Linked DNA regions of Mus musculus: region 2 is linked to region 1. A link is a contact called in ENCODE POLR2A ChIA-PET data. All regions are on one chromosome and are shown on one strand. The core of a region is the stretch at or near the end of the contact, and the rest is flanking DNA. Distances in the headings are between cores, read along the strand shown. Region 1 holds the start of Pigg (phosphatidylinositol glycan anchor biosynthesis, class G). Region 2 holds the start of Gak (cyclin G associated kinase).

Evidence for each region. ChIA-PET counts read pairs that join two places held with the same protein, here RNA polymerase II (POLR2A).
Region 2: POLR2A ChIA-PET joins it to region 1 with 15 read pairs in Patski. The contact joins the promoter of Gak here to the promoter of Pigg in region 1. POLR2A ChIA-PET finds 5 or more read pairs at or near these places in 2 of 5 experiments (Patski and embryonic stem cell).

The regions. Positions count from the first base shown.
Region 1 is chr5:108,311,459-108,314,246 of GRCm38, reverse strand. Pigg (phosphatidylinositol glycan anchor biosynthesis, class G) reads right to left here and starts at 1,434. Exons shown (of 13, transcript NM_001310689.2): 1 at 1,169-1,434; 2 at 83-288. The coding sequence starts at 1,322.
Region 2 is chr5:108,628,392-108,631,179 of GRCm38, reverse strand. It overlaps Gak (cyclin G associated kinase), which reads left to right and starts at 1,403. Exons shown (of 28, transcript NM_153569.2): 1 at 1,403-1,679. The coding sequence starts at 1,535. Tmem175 (transmembrane protein 175) reads right to left here and starts at 1,370. Exons shown (of 11, transcript NM_001163532.1): 1 at 1,280-1,370.

The DNA.
Region 1 (2,788 bases), core at 185-2,684:
TCTCCAAGTCGGTTAAATAATCGCTCTAAACCTTCAAAAGAGCCAAGTCATGATTCATAAAATTTAACCAAGTTAAATTTACCTTGATTCGAGGCATAGTAACTGTGGGTGGCTTTGCCTCAGCCACAAAGCTATGAGATGCTCCTTTTTCTACCAGATACGTTGTGTAGGGCATATACTTCACACCTTTCGACCCAAACACAAAATCATCTCTTAATGCATCTATCAACACAATAACCACTTTACTGAAGAGAGGTGGTGGCAGCTTGGTCCAGTTCGAACGGACTCCTAAAAGTATTTAGAAAAGGGGAAATTAAATTTTAAACTCCATTCAGCACTCCATTGCCTTCAATGTCTTTTTCCTTTGTTCTTCTAGCACACATCAAATCTATTTCAACCTGAAAGAAGGCCCATTTTGGGTAGCCAGTGTTGTGTTAATTTTCTAAGAAACCAAACAAGACAACTGTGAAGGTTCCTTCAAGGGTTGTAACCAGCCTGCAGGTGACTACCAAGAAGGGCATCTCCTGGCTAGGCTGGACAGTATGTTAACAATGAGTAGGTATCCCAGGAATGTGTAGTGCACTACTCTTAGCAAGGTGAAGAGTCCAGGACAGGGCCACTTCTACCTAAGAGACATACAGTTGGAAACTGTGCCTCCCTGAGCTTGCCCTAAAGCCTAGTCTTGCAGGCAGTGAACCTATGGGTTTACATGTCCAGTGGCTGTGATTATATGGACCTGTTTCACTGCAGCGGAGTGGGTATCAGGTGTTTATTTCTGTGTTGGTGAGGCTACTAGGGTGCTAATGCAGAGAGGCCCTAAGCACTGAGGGCCGGGAGGTCTTCTGGGGGAGAGTTGTAGAAAACTGGAGGAGATCTGAAGAAACATCACCTGTTATGCCCTATGGGTCCAAAACTGGAAACCTAAATTGGTAGTGATTGAAAGGATTATTAGGAAAAGGGGTACGAATCACTGAACAGCGGCAAACAAGACGCAAAGTCGGAGTTACTCTGGGAATCCTCTGATTATCACATAGGTCGACATGGGGCGGGAGGCTGCGAATGCCTCGAAGGTGTATGATACACAAACAACACTAAAACAATACAAATTGTTTCCGTGGTGGGGCAGAATGAAAGCGGGAACCACCGAGATGGGGGCGGGGGGCTATACCTGCTACGGGTTCGGGCGCTGGGGTCTCTGCATCGTGCTCTGGTCTAGCAGAGGAACGAACAGGAGCTGGGAAGAATCCCCGAATAAATATCGCGACCCCGATCACCTCAATCGCTACGCAGCTGGCAGCGAAGGCCCCGGAGCCCAGCCGCATTCTGCCCTGCCGCTGGGCCGGTCGGCCCGAAACTTAGTGTAACAGCGGGCGTTGCAAACCCGCACCCAGAGCCCACACCCGGACTGTCAAGAGCTCCCTCCCAGCCTGCCTCGCCAGCCCCAGCGCACAGGAAGTACGTCAGAGTGGCGAGTGCCCGCGGTCGCTCCCTGACGACGTTCCCCGCGGACCGGCCCCGGGGTGATTCTCCCGGGAGTCCCTGCCTCCTCCCGAACCCAAAGGTCCACGGAATCCCCGGCTGATCCATTCGGGAGCCTCGCTTCCGGTGCCACCGAGAGTCCCCGCACCTGCCCCGCCATCTCAGGATTCCAAGTTTGTGCGCCTTGAGCCAGGCGCATCTAGCGCTGCCCAGTGTCGGTGCAGTATTTAGCTGCTGGTGTTTCTGGTGTATTATTAGTCCTACTCACTTCCTCCTGGTGTTATGGCCCCAGTTTTCTGACAGGACGACTCTGACAGACTCGGGTCTGGGGCAAGCCTGCAGATTAAGCGATCCTGATGCGATTGGCAATCAGTGAGTGTGCTCCCCTTCTTTGGAAAGCTGTCCTCTGGAAGGAACCTCTAAACCGTAGGGGGCCACGTGTTTGGTAGGCAAGGTCTTTCCGCTCTAGATGCGGGAATTTTCCCGGGCTCATGCAATGAGACAGAAGCCGGTCTTTGAACAGAGTCCACCCCAGCCTTGTCTTCCTTTGTGCACACTCATTCTCCTTGCGGACCTTGCTTCTGTAAGTCAAAAGACCCAAACCCCTTCTCACGAACTCTGTTTTTCTAGGAAGCCAAGAACAAGATAGAGGTTTTGCTGCTGTTAAGTTGTATGAATTCCTTAATATCTTGGATAGCAACCTTTATATTTGATTTGTAAGCTAAATTTTCATCTAGTTCATGTTTTTTTTTTTTCAGTTTACCATAATCACACGTACTTTTTTTTTTTTTTGGTGGTAATTCTCTGTGAATTTGGTGTTATATGTTTAAGGGGGAAAAAAAGCATCAGTTTTGGTGAAGTTTCTTCTCACCTTTTTCTTATAGGAGTTTTATAGCTTCAGATATTAAATTTTAGTGGTTAACCCATTTTTACTTGATATTTCTGTATGTATAAAGGAAGGGTCCAGTTCCATTCTTCTGCATGTTTACCCAACATGAGTGGTGTTAAAAATATTATGTCATGGATCTCTGTGACTTCCAGGCAAGTTCCAGGACAGCAGCTACATAGAGAAACCCTGTCTGGGGGAGGGGGGAAGGGAATAAAAATAAACAAACAAATAAATTGTGTGTGTGTGTGTGTAGCCTTTGAATTTATCAGTGATTAGTTAATGACATAGTTTATTAATTAGGTGTTTTTATGACAATACCACACTGTCTTATTAAATCAAAATATCAGTAAGACAGTACCACAGGAATATACATGCATGTGCACATAAAATATCAGTAAAGTACATGTAGCAAGTCCTGAC
Region 2 (2,788 bases), core at 154-2,653, 320 kb before region 1:
CTAGGTCATGCCAGCAAGAGTTTATGGTGTCAAGTTTCACTATACGCTGTAGTGAATTGTTCATGATGTTTCTCATGATGTTTTAGGTCTCTTGAAGGCTACCAAGCCTCCAATTCCCTACTTTTTCCTTTTGCTTTCAGATTTATTTTCCTTCTAAATAATGAGATCTGAAGCCACCAAAAAATAAAAAATCCCTTCAACTTCATTCCAGTAATAACATAAAGTTACCTGCAACTGCAAGCCGTAGCTACTTCCTCCTCCCTGCATCTTATAAGTGATTCTCTTATAGAAAGGTGCCATTTCTATACCAACACTACATATCCTCTATCTGGATGTGACTTGACTGTCCTACTATTCTGAGACAGTACTCCTCTCCACTATACTGGAAAGACTTCACTCTTTCCCATTGGCTTTAGGCTGCTCAAGTCTCCCATCTAAGATCATGTTAACACCACACTGCCCTTTCAGCTCCCACACTCTTCTTCACAAATCTCCTCAGTTACCTACAGGTACCATCTCTACTTCATCAGTTCTTTATTCCTCCAGGTGTTATCCAAAGCTTCCACTTCACCATTTCTAGGAAACTACTGTCTCACCTACCACGTACCTCACTGTATACTAATGATAATCTTTCATTTCTTTTCTACTTGACTTTTTAAAGAGCAGGTAGCGCCCCCCCCCCCCCCAAGGCGTATTTAATAGCATACAATCCTGGGACAGTTAAGATGTTGATTTGGGCTTAAGGATCCATTTTTCAGTCCAAAAGCACAAACTCTACCCAAGGCTCTGCAACTTCATATGGCTTCAGAAACCTCGGAGGTACAGAGACGAGTGGGGAATCCCATGACTTTGCCTCACCTGAGATGGACAGCTCTAAGTGTTTGACATCACACGGGATTCTGCGTCCAGTGCTGCCAGGTGACTTTTGTATACACGTTGTGAAGCTTTCTCCCGCCCCCTTTTAAAACTACGTTTTTCGGTCTTAATTCTAGCAACTAGTTCATCCTCCCCCAAACCTGTGTGGACCAAAACATAAGTGTCTGTGGCTCATAGGCTGGCTGCTTGTCTGCAAGATACCCTCCTCTCCTAAACCGGGCATTAGGGACACTTAGGGTGGGCTCCAGGCCTCGCTTTACCTTGAGGCGTCAGGCGCGAGCGGCGGGCTCTGGGGCGGTCCGCAGCGCGCGCCCAACGTCCCGCGACGCTCTAGCCACCTAGGCTGGACCTGGGCCAGCGGAAGCAACCAGATGAGGTTAGGGTCAGATGGCGACAGCCCTACCTCCGTGCCTCCTAGGAGCTTGAGGTCCGTAGGATCGCACCCTCTGCGCCTGCGCCTGCTGCTGCTGCTGGCTCTGCAGAAACACGCGCCCTTCCGCCTGCTGCGTCAGGGCGGGGCCGCAGCGTCGGGACGCAACTCGCTCTCTGATTTACGTCACGGCGCGGGCGGAAGATGGCCGGGTTGTTCGCCCGCAGCTGCTAACCCGGCAGTGCGGAGCTGGAGCCTGGCTCCCGCTGCCGCGGAGCGGCCGACGCCATGTCGCTGCTGCAGTCTGCGCTGGACTTCCTGGCGGGCCCTGGTTCTCTTGGCGGAGCTGCGGGCCGTGATCAGAGTGACTTCGTGGGGCAGACAGTGGAGCTGGGCGAGCTGCGTCTGCGGGTGCGGCGGGTCCTGGCCGAGGGTGAGGCGTAAGGCGTCGCCAGGCCGCGGGAGGCAGGAGCAGCCCAGGAGGGTCGCTGCTGGGGTGTGGTTCGAGTCAGGGCGCGTGACGGTCACCGCTTTAAGCAGGGGCAGCAAGGAGGATCGTGTCCAGGGTGTGAATCAAGTCTGAGACCTAGAGAGTCACGACTGAGGTGTGGGTCAGATCAGGGCCGCAGGGAGTCATCTCTCCGGGCAGGGTCTGCGGGAAAAGACACTGCTGGGATGTAAATCAGGCCATCGCTATGAAGGGCCACTGCTGGGGTGTGAATCAGGTCGGAGAAGGGTCTTGCCAGGAAGAGAGACCACAGGGGCTTGTGGGTTAAGGCCTTTGGTGGTGATTGCAGAGGATAGACTGCTTCGGGTTGCACACTTACTTCCTGGTGGGTAGAGTTAGTAGTACAAGGGTCATGCTAGCAGGTGGTTATCCAGTAAAGGAGGCTTGGGTCTGGAAGGACCACCTCTGCTTAGGGTCAAAGCTGTATCTGGGGCATATACAGAAAGATTCAAAGGTGGAGTCAGGTCAGAAGGTGAGCACAGTCACTCTGGGGTCATAAGCTGTTATTCATTGTATCATATCCAGCGTTGTTGTTGCATCCCGAGGACTGTCTTGAGATGGCAGTGTTTGTGCTGCTGAGTTCTGGGGCCTGTAGAGTCTTCCCTTGCTTGATGAGGTAGAGGATAGACTGGGGCCCTACAGTCTTGTTTTCTTTTATAGCCTAAGTGCCTCACCTATTGAGTTTTTTCTGTAGTGACCTCGTATAAGGTACAGGAAACAGAGCCCGTAGCTGTAACCTTTAAGAACCTTGCTTGAGCCGGGCGTGGTGGCACCCGCCTTTAATCCCAGCACTGGGGAGGCAGAGGCAGGCGGATTTCTGAGTTCAAGTCCAGCCTGGTCTACAGAGAGAGTTCCAGGACAGCCAGGGCAATACAGAGAAACCCTGTCTCGAAAAACAAACAAACAAAAAGAACCTTGTTTGATAGACAGTTCCATAGTTCTGTGTCTTGAGGTCAGTCTGAGTTTGTAGCTTCCTCACACAGGCTCTGTAGTCAGCTTGTGTGATGGAATCGTGTTTTCTCTTTTATGATTTT